Regions from separate parts of the Homo sapiens genome. Here region 2 is linked to region 1. A link is a loop called in an ENCODE intact Hi-C map of the cell type or tissue named here. Cell type or tissue: PC-3. All regions are shown on one strand.

What was found. Hi-C counts contacts between places; a loop is a spot of excess contacts. Peaks named below come from ENCODE experiments on the same cell type or tissue, not always from the same donor. Only the 100,000 strongest peaks of a DNase experiment are listed, where the experiment ranks them.
Region 2: it touches region 1 in a loop (11-fold over the local background); 48 of 110 quality-filtered maps call a loop at or near these places.

The regions. Positions count from the first base shown.
Region 1 is chr12:119,654,975-119,662,974 of GRCh38, forward strand. All of the region lies in intron 1 of PRKAB1-AS1 (PRKAB1, TMEM233 and CCDC60 antisense RNA 1), which reads right to left. Among named protein-coding and RNA genes, the nearest start is that of PRKAB1-AS1, 9.2 kb to the right of the region's middle. In PC-3, a CTCF peak has its summit at 4,509 (motif pointing left); no DNase peak of the experiment used is centred here; H3K27me3 peaks cover 517 bases.
Region 2 is chr12:119,776,713-119,784,712 of GRCh38, forward strand. CIT (citron rho-interacting serine/threonine kinase) reads right to left here. Exons shown (of 48, transcript NM_001206999.2): 12 at 7,196-7,339; 13 at 5,806-5,925; 14 at 1-130. Among named protein-coding and RNA genes, the nearest start is that of MIR1178, 67 kb to the left of the region's middle. In PC-3, CTCF peaks have their summits at 4,312 (motif pointing left) and 4,528; a DNase peak (open chromatin) is centred at 4,259; H3K27ac peaks cover 424 bases.

The DNA of each region.
Region 1 (8,000 bases):
ACTTCACAAATAGACCCACACATATATGGTTAATTGTTTTTGTTTTGTTTTGTTTGTTTTTTTGTTTTTTTGTTGTTGTTGTTTTTTTGAGACGGAGTCTCGCTCTGTCGCCCAGGCTGGACTGCGGACTGCAGTGGCGCAATGGCTCACTGCAAGCTCCGCTTCCCGGGTTCACGCCATTCTCCTGCCTCAGCCTCCCGAGTAGCTGGGACTACAGGCGCCCGCCACCGCGCCCGGCTAATTTTTTGTATTTTTAGTAGAGACGGGGTTTCACCTTGTTAGCCAGGATGGTCTCGATCTCCTGACCTCATGATCCACCCGCCTCGGCCTCCCAAAGTGCTGGGATTACAGGTGAGCCACCGCGCCAGGCCTGTTTTGTTTTGTTTTGAGACAGTCTCCCTGTGTTGCCCAGGCTGGTCTGAACTCCTGGCCTCAAGTGATCCTCCCACCTCAGCCTCTCAGGTAGCTGGGATAACAAGTATGAGCCACCACTAGATTAAGTCAATAGATTGTTTTTTGGTTGTTTGTTTGTTTGTTTGTTTTGAGACAGAGCCTCCCTATGTTGCCCAGGCTGGTCTGAACTCCTGGCCTCAAGTGATGCTCCCACCTCAGCCTCTAAGGTAGCTGGGACAACAAGTGTGAGCCACCACTAGACTAAGCCAATTGATTTTTTTTTTTTTTTTTGAGACAGGGTGTCTCTCTGTCTCCCAGCTAGAGTGCAATGCGATCATGGCTCACTGAAGCCTCAACCACCTGGGCTCACATGATCCTCCTGCCTCAGCCCCACAAGTAGCTGGGGCCACAGGTGCATGCCACCATGTCCAGCTAATTTTTTTACTTTTTGTAGAGATGGGGTCTCACTATGTTGCTCAGGGCTGGTCTCAAACTCCTTGGCTCAAGCAATCCTCCCACCTCGACCTCCCAAAGTGCTGGGATTACAGGCATAAGCCACGGCACCTGGCTGTAAATTGATTTTTGGCAAAGGTGCAAAGGTCATCCAATGGAGAAAGAATAGTGTTTTCAACAAATGATGCTGGAATAATTGGACATCCATGTGCCCACAGATGAACTTCAACCCATAGTTCACACCATACATAAAAATTGATTCAAAATAGATCATAGAGCTAAATGTAAAACCTAAAATGATATAATTTCTGAAGAAAATATAGGAGGATGTGGAGAAACTGGAACTCTTGTGTACTGTTAGTGGGAAATGGTACAGCGGCTATGAAAAACAGTATGGCAATTCCCCAAAAATTAAAAATAGAATTACCATAGGATCTGGCAATTCCATTTCTGTATACCCAAAACAACTCAAAGGGACATGAAGAAATATTTGTACACCTGTTTTCTTAGAAGCATTATTCACAATAGCCAAAAGGTAGAAGCAACCCAACTGTCCATCAATAGATGAATGGATAAACAAGCTGTGGTGTATACATACAAAATATGATTCAGCCTTAAAAAGGAAGGAAATTCTGATACATGCTACAGCATAGATGAAACTCAAAGACATTATGCTAAGTGAAATAAGCCAGTTACAGAAGCACAAATACTGTTTGATTCCATACATCTGAGATACTTGCAGCAGCAAAATTTATACAGACAGAAAGTAAAATGGTGCTTGCTGGGGTCAAGGGTAAGATGGAATGAGGAGTTACTGTTTAATGGGCATAAAGTATCAGTTTTGCAAAATGAAAAAACTGTGGATGGATGGTGATGATGGCTGCAAAACAATGTAAATGTACTTAATGTCACTGAACTGTACACTTTAACATGGATAAAATAATAAAGTTTATGCTATGTATATGTATTAATCGCATTTTTCATTTTCTATATCTTATGAGGCTTGACATCTTGGGGACTTACCAACCTGAAAGAGACTGTTTGTCCCAGGGTTAGCTCATTCCAAGAGATAGCAGATGACCTTCCTGCAATATGCAGTCCAACCAATTCAGAGCCCATACTCTGAACCACCTCCTCTCTCTGGCTTTTCCACTCCGAGAGGCAAGTTTCCCCTGCCCTAATCATCCCAGGGTCAGGTATCAGACAGTTAGAGACTACCCCTATAGCCCACAGCTGGCCTGAATTATTCAAACTATCCAATCCTAAGCCCTAATCATCCCAGGGTCAGGTATCAGACATTTAGAGACTACCCCTATAGCCCACAGCTGGCCTGAATTATTCAAACTATCCAATCCTAAGCCCTAATCATCCCAGGGTCAGGTGTCAGACATTTAGAGACTACCCCCCCCAACCCCCTATAGCCCACAGCTGGCCTGAATTATTCAAACTATCCAATCCTAAGCCCTAATCATCCCAGGGTTGGGTGTCAGACAGTTAGGTACGACACCTATAGCCCACAGCTGGCCTGAATTATTCAGACTATCCAATCCTAAGCCTGTTCAGCTGCTTACCTTGCCTCGCCCATTCCTCCTGGCAAAAACCACAATAAAGGCTTTTTCCTAGGCTTTCTTCTCATCCTCTCTGGCTGTGACCAACCTCAAAGTTCTCTCCTGTGGTTCTGCATGGCATGGCGGGCTCCTGCCCCTTGGGAACTGTATTAGACTGTTCTCACACTGCTGTGAAGAAATACCTGATACTAGGTAATTTATAAAGAAAAGGGGTTTAATTGACTCACAGTTCCCCATGGCTGGGAAGCCCCAGGAAACACAATCATGGCAGAAGGAGAAGCAAACAAATCCTTCTTCACAAGGAGGCAGGAGAGAGAAGTGCCAAGCAAAGGGGGAAAAGCCCCTTATAAAACCATCAGATCTCATAAGAACTCACTCACTATCAGGAGAAGAGCATAGAGGTAATCGGCTCCATGATTCAATGACCGCCCCCGCCAAATTCCTCCCACGACACGTGGGAATTATGGGACCTACACTTCAAGATGAGATTTGTGTGGGGACACAGCCAAAGCATATCAGGAACTGTGAGCAATAAAACTATATTTTTAATGGCAATGGTCTTCCGATCCATTGGCCTTACCATACATGAATAAACCCAAAGTCCCAGGTACATTCTAGAACAGTATATCCTACAACATTTTAAAAAATACATTAAGGAAATGATAGATTCAGTACCTTAAGGCAGCAGTCCCCAACCGCCAGGCCACGGACCAGTACCATGGTACGTTAGGAACCAGGCCGCACAGCAGGAGGTGAGCAGTAGGTGAGCAAGTAAGGCTTCATCTGTATTTACAGCTGCTCCCCATCGCTCACATTACTGCCTGAGCTCTGCCTCCTGTCAGATCAGTGGTGGCATTAGATTCTCACAGGAGCACAAACTGTATTGTGAACTGCGTATGCGAGGGATCTAGGTTGCATGCTCCTTATGAGAATCTAATGCCTGATAATCTGTCACTGTCTCCCATCACCCCTAGATGGAAGCATCTAGCTGCAGGAAAACAAGCTCAGGGCTCCCGCTGTTTCTACATAATGGGGAGCTGTGTAATTATTTCATTATATATTACAATGCAATAATAATAGAAAAGTACGCAATAAATATAATGTGCTTGAATCATCCCAAAACCATCCCCCCAACCCTAGTCCATGGAAAAATTGTCTTTCACGAAACCTGTCCCTGGTGCCGAAAACACTGGGGACCACTGCAATATAGTACATCTGTGCAGCAGTAGTTTTGCATGGTGGCTAAGAGCATAGACTCAAGAATTAAATTTCCTGTATCTAAATCCTGGCTTCACCACTTACTAGCTTTGTGCCATTGGACAAGTTACTTCTCCACTTGTGCCTTAGTTTTTTCTTATGTAAAGTGGGGATAATAACAAAATGCACCTCTTAAAGCTTTATAAGAAGTACATGGCTTAAAGCAAGGAAAGTGCTTAGGACAGTGGCAGGTGTACAGTAAGCACTCTATACATAGACCTCTTCTTGTTATGAAATCTGCAGTCATTACAAAACTGAGGTGGCGGGACATGGTGACACACAACTGTAGTCCCAGCTACTCAGGAGGCTGAGGCAGGAGGATCACTTGAGCCCAGGACTTTGAGGCTGCAGTGAGCCATGATTGCACCTGTGACTAGCCTCTGCACTCCAGCCTGGCAGCATAGCAAGACCCTGTCTCTTTTAAGAAATTTTTTTTTTACTTAAAAATTTTTTTAATTAAAATTTTAAAATGAGGTGGAGCTGTATATGCTGATATGGAAAGATATGCTAAGGAAAAAAAGTACTAATTGCTTGCATTTTTAAAGAAGAGCGATGTAAGTACTTTTTCTATAGTTATAATTATAGGAAATTATAATTATAATAATTGTAACAAAATATACCCCCAAAAAGTATACAAGAAACTCTCAACAAGTTATTTGAGGGGAAAGGAATTAATGATGTAGGAGAAGGTGTAAGGGAGACTTTTGTTTTTGATTCTGTACCCCCTCCCATACTGCTTGAAGTTTTTAACCATGTTCATCCATACTTTAAAATACATACATTTAATTTTTTGAAAGGCCATAGGAATAATCTTTGTTGCTCTTTATTGCCACCTAGGGGATGCTAGGGGCATTGCCTGCCATGATCACTCATTGCTGTTAACCCTATTGACTATTTAATAATTGATTCCACCTTCTTGATTAGTACGTTACACCCAGCAAGTCATGGCTTCCAACTTTCAGATTTTTATTGAGTTTTGTAACAATAAGAAACATGGTTGGGAAATTGATGCTCTTTTGAAAAAAAAGAAAAGAAAAAACAAACATGGATTCGTAGTTAGAAAATTTTTTATTTTTTTAATTTTTATTTTTTAAAATATAATAAAGATGGGGTCTCGACAGCTTGCTCAGGCTGGTCTTAAACTCCCGGACTCAAGCTATCCTCCCGCCTCGGCCTCCCAAGCTGCTGAGAGCCACTGCATCTAGCCTAGAAAATTTAATAGATATTAAAACAATTGAACACCTAGTTTGTTCTCCCTCTCTGAATGACCATTCCAGCTTTATACTTATAATCTAGATCAGCCCAATCCATTGGCCCACCCAAAATGATTTCATCCCTCACTCAATGATCTGTCCGTGGTGGCTAAAATGTTGACATCTGTCTGGTTGCCTGCATTTGAATGCTGGTTTCATGACTTTCTAGTTGTGTGACCTCGAATAAGTCACTTCATCTCTCTGAGCCTCATTTTCTCCTGAAAAATGCAAGTGGTAATAATAGTAGATCCCTCAAAGGACTGTTGGTGGCATTACATGAGTTCATACATCAAACACAATGCCGAGTGCATAATAAGGATTGATAAACAACTTTCACTTTAACACCTACAATCTCCAAATCTCAACTTGATTGTCACTTCCTTCAGCAAGCCTCCTCTGACCTCAGGACTTGGTCACATCCTTCTCACTAGGTCACACTTCTCCTTCTTAGCGTTTGTCACAGAAGACTGTTGGATGATTGTTCGATTAATTTCTCTCTTCCCTACTAGATCGTAAACACTCAGGACAGAGCCTGGGTTTGATTTTGCCCACAATTCTCTCCCCAGTGTCTACCACAGTGCCCGGTGGATAGGAGTTTTTGCCATGAAAAAGTTATTGATAAAGAAATGAATTAATGCAATTAGAAAACTGAAGGCCTCTGAAAAAATCAATATTAACTAGAACAAGTGCCATGAACTAGTTAGGTTCTGATGGGCTAGATGACATGAGTCATGAGACACTTACAGGGAAGGACAGGGTGCGGAGAGGTTTATTTTGTAAGACAGTTGCAGAAAATAAATTGGAAAAAAGATAAACTGTACACCTCTACCATTTGTTCTAGGACTAACCCTATTTTCTTTGAGGTAAAATTCATACAACATAAATGTTAATTTTAAAGTAGACATTTTTAAGTGAACAATTCATAGGCATTTAGTACATTGACAATGTTGTGGAACCACCATCTATGCCAAGTCTTAAAACATTTTCATCATTCCAAAAGAAAGCCCTCATTCCCTCTTCCGCCAAGCCCGTGGTCACCACCAGTCTGCTTTCTATTGACATGGATATATCTATTCTGTATATTTCATATAAATGGAATCATATAATATATGACCTTTTGTGTCTGGCTTATTTCACTTAGCATAATGTTAATATTTTTGAGGTCATCCACATTGTAACATGTAACAGTACTTTATTCCTTTTTGTGATAGAAGAATATTCCACTGTATGAACATACCACAATTTGTTTATAATTCATTTTGTTATTGTTGTTACAGAGTCTTTCTCTGTCGCCCAGGCTGGGGTGCAGTGGCACAATCTCAGCTCACTGCAACCTTCGCCTCCCAGGCTGAAGCAAGTCTCATGCCTCAGCCTCCCAATAAACTGGGATTACAGGTGTGCGCCACTACAACCAGCTAATTTTTTGTATTTTTAGTACAGATGGAGTTTCACCATGTTAGCCAGGCCGGTCTCGAACTCCTGGCCCCAAGTTGATCTACCCACCTCGGCCTCCCAAAGTGCTAGGATTACAGGTATGAGCCACTGTGCCAGCCTACAAACTCATCTCTTGGTGGACATTTGGATTCTTTCCACCTTCTGTCTATTATGATAATGCTGCCGATCCCTGTTTTTTAAAAGTCTCCATGGTTCATCATATCAAGAAGAATGATAATCTCACAGTACCCTGGACCAGAAACCAAGACATAAGATCCAAATTATGATCTATGACCACTAACTTTTTCTATAATTCAGCAAGCTATTGTCCCTCCTCATCTGTAACCTATGTGGTTGAACTAGGATTTTCATGCAATTAGTGTGTCTTGGGAGGTGTTTCTGAGTATTTATTTGGAAGGTGCTCCTAAAAAGAGATAAAGAAAAGGAAAGGAAGATAATCAATGAATTCCTTGATCCAATTACTGCTGTGGACATCTAGGGTGCATTTCCACTGGGGACCTCTGAGACACGGTAGGGAATATATCTTAGTTATACGAGAGCTAAAAAGAAATTATTTAGACAGTTAGTGAGGGTAAGAGAGTCCTCAGTAAGGTTTTTCTTTTAATAAAAACGCAGTCTCCAAATCATTTCTTTTTTTAACAAAAAGCAGCCTGAAAAATCAAGCTGCAAGCATAGATAAGCAAGCTAGAGGCTTGCATAGGTAAATACCAGCAGCTGTGCCAATAGAAAACAGATAGCTGGAAACCAGGTATATTCAACATGGAGGTTCCCTCTTCCCTTTTCTTTGTTGCCACGTGTGCAGATAACATGGCACCAGCCAGGTTTTTTAAAATTCCATTTGCATAATAAAAGATTAGAGTGGGATGACCAGCCTCTTCACGGGCTATGAAAATGGCACATCTGGTCCAACCAATCCACTACACCCCATGTAAATCATATACCATCTCCTCACGCTCATCCCTAAAACCAACCACACCTTGCCCCAAACCAGGGAAACCCACTCAGGACCCCTTCTTCTGCATGAGGAAGCTCTCTTCCTTCTTTCATCTATTTAACTTTCCACTCTTAAACCCACTCCTTGCATGGCCATGTCTTCAATTTCCTTAGCATGAGACATCGAACCTCGGGTGTTACCCCAGAAAAATGACGCTGCTTCATTAGAGTTAGCACATCCAAGGGGCAAGGGAACTGGCTCCTCTGTGGTTGGCTGAGGGCTTCTCTCAGGGTGTCTTCTCTGGTCCCCTTGGGTTCCCACTTGTGTCGACAAAGCTTTCTCCAGAAGGCCCTCAGAGTTGCACCTGCTCACAGTTAGGAAGTTTGGGGCATGCGCAGAAGGGCACATGCAGATGGGGTATGATGGTCCCAACAGCATATGTTAAAGTGATTATGAAACTTTGATATTCAAATCCCTGGGAGCTTACATTTTAAAGAGATGAGACAGAGACAGACTTCCTCTCATTGTTTTCACCTCCGTTGGATCTTTGCCTGGATACTGCTTTAGTTTGTCACTTGTCCTCTAGAAAAGGGGTAGAAAGTGTACATCCTTTTCTCCTCCATTCCTTCAAAGCTCTTAAAAGAGGATAGAGATGCCAGGTGCAGTGGCTCACACCTGTAATCCCAG
Region 2 (8,000 bases), 120 kb after region 1:
ATTCTTCAGCAGCAAGCCGAGACTCTCTCAGCTCAGATTCGTAGAGATCACTCCGTCTTCTTGCTGAGACAAGATCCTCTTCCAACTGATTCATCATCAACCTCATTTCTTCCACTTGAGCCTGGTACTCCTAAAGAGCAGGCAATGAAATAAAAGAGAACTTTCGAACTCCGAAAAGAATAGACAGGCAGTGAGGATGGAAGAGTATTAACCACACAGGGAAGATGCACAGTGAAGAGAGACTGGCAAAGAAAAGACCTGGCCAGGTGCAGTGGCTCACGCCTGTAATCCCAGCACTTTGGGAGGCCAAGGCAGGTGGATCACCTGACGTCAGGAGTTCAAGACCATCCTGGCCAACATGGTGAAACACTGTCTCTGCTAAAAATACAAAAATTAGCTGGGTGTGGTGGTGCGGGCCTATAGTCCCAGCTACTTGGGAGGCTGAGGCAGGAGAATCGCTTGAACCCAGGAGGCAGAGGTTGCAGTGAGCCGAGATCGCGCCACTGCACTCCAGCCTGGGTGACAGGGCAAGACTCCGTCTCAAAAAAAAACAACCTACAGACCTAGAGACGAGGGGAGTAGAAAGATGGACCCAGAATGAGGCACCAAGTAGGCAAAGGTGAGAAGTGTAGGGTGAAGATGAGGGAGAAAAAAATATTAAACCTTAAAACTGTTTTGGCCGGGTGTTGTGGCTCATGCCTGTAATCCCAGAACTTTGGGAGGCTGAGGCAGGCGGATCACAAGGTCAGGAATTCGAGACCAGCATGGCCAACATGGTGAAATCCCGTCTCTACTAAAAACACAAAAATTAGCCAGGTGTGGTGGTGGACGCCTGTAATCCCAGCTAGTCAGGAGGCTGAGGCAGAAGAATCGCTTGGACCCGGGAGGCGGAGGTTGCAGTGAGCCGAGATCGCGCCACTGCACTCCAGCCTGGGTGACAGAGCAAGACTCCGTCTCAAAAAAACAAAAAAAAACAAAAAAAAACACTTTTAATGTAGAGCATATGTCATTAGCAAAACCACCGGGAACACACATGCAAATCACACCATACGAAATGCACAGAACCTTAAGGCCTAACACAGGAGAGCCAAAAGGGATGTTCTTTAAACAACAAGGATAAACTGCTTACATGTAGTTTTCCGCCAAGGGTAATCATTTATATAGACTTGTCCTTTAGAAGTCATGTGCTCCTAACACAAATTGGATATGGTACTAGTTTTAAAATTAACCTTTCAGACAGCACAAGAGGGTAATTGAAAATCTCAGTGGAAAGAATTCTGGAAGGTGAAACTCATCATGTCAGTTTCTCACCATTAATTTTTCTGGGCTCAAAACTGAATGATGACCGTAACATCACTCCTGCAATGCAAGTCACCCTGAAATCTGGAAGAGTCACAAAACACTGGCTTCGGTCAAAATAACTTGTGAGAAAAATTCCAAGGAAAGAACCTTCCTGTTCCCTTGAGCAAACCCTTTAAGTGATCCAAACAGCCCAACCTTTTCCAAAATGCATTTCTAAAATCAAAACATTTACATTGAAGTTTCTCAGAACTGGGCTCACCAAAAGAAATGGCCAGTGATTTTGAAAACTTTTGGACAAAGTATAAAAATATTCTGTGTTAGCAAAAATCAAGGCTAAGTATAAGGATTATGAATGAGCATTTATGTAATCCAAGGTGACTTGTGGGGTGAGGACGAGAGAGATACAAAACGAAATGAACAAGGAATTGAATCAAGAATGTCTTTAAAAATCACAATATTCAGTAACATCTCTGAGATCCACTCTCCCAAGAAATAATTGGTGAGGAATATTTGAATATTTCTCCCAAGAAATAATCGACTGAGCAAGGATATTCTTTTAACTGATAAATTGCAATTTTTGAATAACAGGGTATAAAGGAAACCTTTTATCCCATTGTAGCAGGTGACGCCCCCCCCCCAGAGCATATTAAAGGGGATGTGCTGCTCTTATGAAAATTGGATGGTTTCCATGCAAGCACACCTCTCCCTCTATTATCTGTAAAGGAGAAAGGAAAAAACAGCCCAAAATGGAACACGGGTCTCATTTCACTCTCTCCCACCCAAAAGCATACTGTTATTGAAGGTCAATCCTCAGAATCATGGGGCACACAGGTTTCCTGGGTCATGCATACTAAGCAGGCAATGCTGGATTATATAACCAAAGATCTTTATAACCTGCTCACAATTATCTAAACTCACAGGGCAGGCCGGGCATGGTGGTTCACGCCTGTAATCCCAGCACTTTGGGAGCCCGAGGTGGCGGATCACTTGAGGTTAGGAGTTCAAGACCAGCCTGGCCAACATAGTGAAACCCCATCTCTACAAAATATACAAAAATTAGCCAGACATGGTGGTGAGCACCTGTAATCCCAGCTACTTGGAAGGCTGAGACAGGAGAACTGCTTGAACCTGGGAGGCAGAGGTTGCAGTGAGCTGAGATTACACCACTGCCCTCCAGCCTGGGTGACAGAGCAAGACTCTATCTCAAATTAATTAATTAATTAATTAATTCACAGGCCAGAACATGAGCTGTATGTGAAATGGAATATCGGTTTTTCTGGACCCCCTCAAGCAGAGCCATATTATGGCTTTCATAACTGTGAGCACTGAGCCTGTCTTGCCTTCCTCCATAAAAATTAAAATTAAAAATTACATTTTACAGTTGTGCTCCTATAAATACAAAAATATTAACATCATCTATGAAAACAGTGTCTTTGACCTAAGCCCAACTTTTTTCTTCTGATGAAAAAATTAAAACATTTTGTGAGACCCTAAAAGTAAAGTGGTCCCTAGATACCGTGCCTGCTAGAGCTAATGGGAAAGCCAGTCCTGGCTACAGGCATGGACACCAAATCTTGAGCATCTTTTGTCCTCAAGCTCACTTTTCTTTCTTGAATTTATGTCGGCGAGAAGGGAATGTAATTTTTGTGTTTTGTCAAGAGCAAGGACAGAGTGTCTGTTCCTTCCCCCCAACATCTCTCTTCCCTGAGCTGTCAGCACATAAGAGGGAGGAAGGCAGGAATCAGGCAACCACTCTGTCAGCTCTCCAAGCTCTCGGGGCACCCAGTCTCCTACAAGCATCAAAAGAAAATTCTAACTCATTTGTGGATCCTTTGATATTGTGCAGGATACTTCAAGGAAATCCTATAAATCTAGCAGCTAACCAAATCCCTGCTTCAGGAAAAACCTGAGAGGTGATCATCAGGTCTGTTTGCAAGATCAGCTGAGAGAGAGCTGTGGTATCTCAGGATGGAATGAAAGACTGGTAGGTGTGAGTCAGGTCAGGATGGGGAACTGCAGACAGGTTTCAAGGCCCACCTAACGCAAGTCTTCTGAATGGAGCTTCAGAATTTTGTGGGGAGGAAGGATCAGGTATGATGCAATTCACTCAGAAACCATGGAACACAAGTGACTTTTGTGTTACCCACACTTTTGTCTCCTTTCCTGAGTAGGGGAGCAAGGAAGAAGCTGAAATTGCTAGTAATGATCTAGGAATCAAATTTCACATGAGTCTTTGAGGTGTTTTTCTTTTAAACCAAATCTAAATATTCTAGAGGGGGTAGCTAGGTGGAAGTAAAATATTTTTTAAAAAAATGAAGAGCCGGCCAGGTGCAGTGGCTCATGCCTGTAATCTCAGCACTTTGGGAGGCCAAGGCGGGCAGATCAGGAGGTCAGGAGTTCGAGACCAGCCTGACAAACATGGTGAAACCCCATCTCTACTAAAAACACAAAAATTAGCTGGGTGTGGCGGCGTGCACCTGTAGTCCCAGCTACTCAGGAGGCTGAGGCAGGAGAATCACTTGAACCCAGGAGGTGGAGGCTGCAGTGAGCCGAAACTGCACCACTGCACTCCAGCCTGGGTGACAGAGCGAGACTCCATCTCAAAAAAATAAAGAGCGATATAGAAAGTTAGATTTTTAAGAGAAAGATCAGGGAATAAATCCCAAGTCTAGAAAAAATCAATATGCCACAAACTAAATACTGAAAGTTTGCTGCAAGCATTAAAAGCTTTCTCCCAGTCTGCAAACATCCTGCTCTCACAAAACTTACCAAAAGTCATAAAATAAATCCTTGTTCCGATGAAAAATCAAATCTGAAACCACGTTTCTTCCCCACAATGGAACTTTTAGCAGTCATTAAATCTAAGACTCCACATGCATGCCAACTGTGGTATGAATCATAAAAGACGTGTCTTTGAACTCGGCCACCAACATACACCTTTTCAAAACGTCCTGATAATTCCGTTTCTAAGGAATCTATGGACACCAGCTGCTCCCTCTGGTGGCCAAACACAGCTTTCATTTCCCCAGGATGTCACCAAAAGTAAATTTCCAGGTATGTTGAACTAATGGGAGAAAATGATTCCTACCTCTTGAAACTTTTAGGATGAAAAACTATGTTGATAAAAGGAGCATGAGTCAACTGTCAAAGCAGATTTCTCAAAGCCAATGTGCAGCCTTCAAAACCTCTAAGACTGCATTATTCAGAGATCTGATGATCCTTTACAGGGTTTCCGTCCTATGCACGTTTATTTATAATGTTTTTATCAAGCAACAGAATATTAACTGATCACAACTTTAAAATATTCAGATGATAAATATGCCAACAAAACTCCAAAGACAGTAATTCTTTTTTTAAAGAGTAATTAATGGATAGAGTTATTTGCAGAAGTTTCTTGCATTAGCTCCAGCCAGATGGCTAAGTTTGTGCTACCCAGAGACAGAAATGTTCATTTCTATCAGTGTTTCCATTAGATTTTCTGAAGTGAATGAGAGTTGCCTGGCAGCTGATAGTTCAGCTCTCCAATTGCTCATTGCCATCTCTTCATTAAAGTCTCTATTTACAGTTTTTCAAAAGACACAAAAATCCATGCTAAAAAGGAAACAATGAGGCAATACAAAAATGAGCCATTTAGAAAGAAAACCCGTTTAGAAAGAAAAAAAAGAGTGGGCTTTTTAAAGGTCTCGATTCTCCTTTCTGAAAACACAGGGGACAGCCTTCTGCACTCAGATAGGCAGTGTTAATCCTGACTTGACCTTGACCAGAATGGTTCAAATTTCTCTTCTAGAATATTTCTTTATGTAAGTAAAACTATGAATTAGCCTGGCTTCACTCAAAAACTTAAAAGTGCATCTGAGAAGCTATTAAAACATTTAATTGTTTTTAACCATCTAAAGCAGGGATTGGCAAACTTTTGCTGTAAGAAGCCAGATAGTAAGTAGTTTCAGCTTTGCAGGCCACATGGTCTCTGTAACAACCACTCACCTCTGACTCTGTAGCCTGAAAGCAGCCAGGGCCGATATGCAAATTACCAAGCATGGCTGTGTTCCAAAAAAAAAACACTTTATTTATGGAGACTGAAATTTGAATTTCATATAAATTTCAAATGTCATGAAATATTGTTTTACTTTTGATTTTTTTTCCAACTGTTTAAAAACGTAACCCCATTCTTAGCTTGTGGGCCATAGAAAATAGGTGTTGGACCAGCTTTGCCCCACAGGCTGAAGTCTGCCCACTCTTGCTCTAAACCTACATCTTTATTTTTAAAAGCAGACATTATGGGGTATCAGCTTCAAAAGGAGCTGGAACAAGCATTCTATGATGTATATAAATTATGAGAAATCTGAAGTTTCTGAATGACCTACATACCTGTCTCTCTTCCACTCTGCCCCCACCCTTTCTCTCTCTCCCTTTCTTCCTATTTCTCTCTCAAACACGCCTCTCCTGAAATTAGAGGTCCAAGCAAGCCGAGATGCTGCTGTGCTCCCAGGCAAGCAGGCCTACCTGCTCTTTGATTTCTTGGAGCTTCCGGCTCTGCTCTCTGATATCATGGAGAAGCTGCAGTGCTTTGTCATCCTCCTGGGACACCTCCATCCGTGCTTGCTCCAAACTTCGCTTTAAGCTCTGCAGAAAGCAAAAATTTTAATAGGGATGCCCTGTGGATCCTGCTTTGTTTGAAAAGACTCATTAAGAGAGCTGCAAGCTGCTTCGCAGACACCAGGACAGTTTCGAGTGACGGACCACAGTTCACAACTTCCAGTTGGTTGCCGACTCCGGTTTCCATCCTGTAAAACCCCTTGGTTCAAGAAACATCATCTCAACCTGGTGACCTTAGGGATCCAGCCGGAAACTGCATCAGCCTGTCTCCTGCCACCATCTACCTGTCCTAGGAGATACTTACTTGCATGTTCAGGACTAAAACCTATTAAGACCCAGTAGCTATTACAGCCACCATGTGGATAGCTACAAAGTGTTTTCTACAGTTATTTGTGGGCCCTAAAGTACATATGCCTCTTTCAAAGTAGCAATGACTTCATATCCTCTGCCCAGTTGTCATTTAAGACTCCAAGTGGTCTATTTCTACCTCCTGGCTTATTTTTCCTGGACACCTTTCATCCATAAGAATCCCTTAATGCTTCAATGGCACTGAAATCTATATCTGAAATACATAGCTGAATAACTTCACCCACCACTGAAAGGCAGCCAAGTCTGGAATGGAAACATAGCAGTTATTCTTAATCAGCCACGTTCTATAGATTTCCTCTCCCTTGTGAAAAAAACTTTAGAAATGTGTGATTCAACTTCTTGAGACTGTTTAATTGGGCACATTAAAAAACACCTGAATGAAAAATTTAACAAGACAATGGAGAAGAAGACAGTCTACTCTTGTGAAGGAAAGAAAAAATGAAAGTCACATGGTAAATAATGACAGAGGGTCTGGGTTTTCAAGGCTATTTTCTTGTCACTACACTGGTTCTGGCCAATGGAAAATTTGATGTCAGGAAGATTGAAAGTAAGTTTTCTTGTACATAGTTGGGAGTCTGGTTCTCAAGGCTGCTCATGTCAGACACAACGCAGACCACAGAGGCTGGGATGGGAGATGTTAAGATCTTTTGCAACTTGCGGCAAAGATGGATTACTCCCATCTCCAGACTCCATGGTACCAGCCGTCTACCTGCACTTTCTGCTGGAAATGAGTCCAATCTCATTTCTTGGGGACCTTACGCCTGGCTCTCACTACTCTGCAAAACACAGATCTTGCTTTTGTGCTCTCCCTCTCTCTACTCTCTGCCATTGGCTGTGATGTGCCTCATGGAGCCATCATGAAACAGGATGAGACACACACAACAGGAAGTGCCACCTCCAAGGGAAGGGGGCTTCAGGGAAGGCTCACACTGCATTCTGTGATGTAGGTAGCAAGGTCCTGCTCCAGGAGGGATCTCTGAGTCTCAGAGGCCTTCAGCTCCACCTCCTTCTGACTAAGCACAGCCTCCACCTCTGACACTCTCCGATGTAACCGGGTCATTTCCTGCTCCATCTGAAATAAACACATCGACAGGTTAAAAAGGCCCGTGGAGGTTCATTAGGAGCAATCACATCTCAAGTAGCCTCCGAAACCACCTGGTGGTCTGGGCTAAGGCTAATTCGCCAAAAGTTAAGTTGGGATGGAAATACCATTGTTTCTTCGCCCAGGAGCGCACAGTTCTTCGTTAAGGACAGTCACCAAATGCTAAGTCACTCCTCTCATTCAAGTCCCGGTTCACACTTGATCACTTCTCTAACCCAGTTAGCAAGGAAGCCACAATCATCATTTTTCACCTGTTTGCTTTTGTTTTTGTTTTGTTTTTGCAGACGTCACTTTAATTTTATCCCAAATCCATCTTGATCCCCCCCCATCTCCTTGCAAAGATCTAGAGGACAAATCCAGGACAGGGCAAGGAGATATTTATTCGTCTGCACTCTTAGGAGTCCCAGGCAAGCAGTGACTTATTAGTTTCCAGAGCGTTGCCTCTGGGCAGGAACAGTGAATGTTAAGAGACGTTGAGCGTAATCAACACAGTGGCCGCAGTGACATAAGCAGGAGTTTTAAAAGACTAGGAAGAGAGACTTCGCATCACTCAAAGCAGATGGGATGTATCTCAGCCACAGGTGAGGACCCAGGCCACCTGCCGGAAGAAGCAGACATCTGGCTGGGTCAT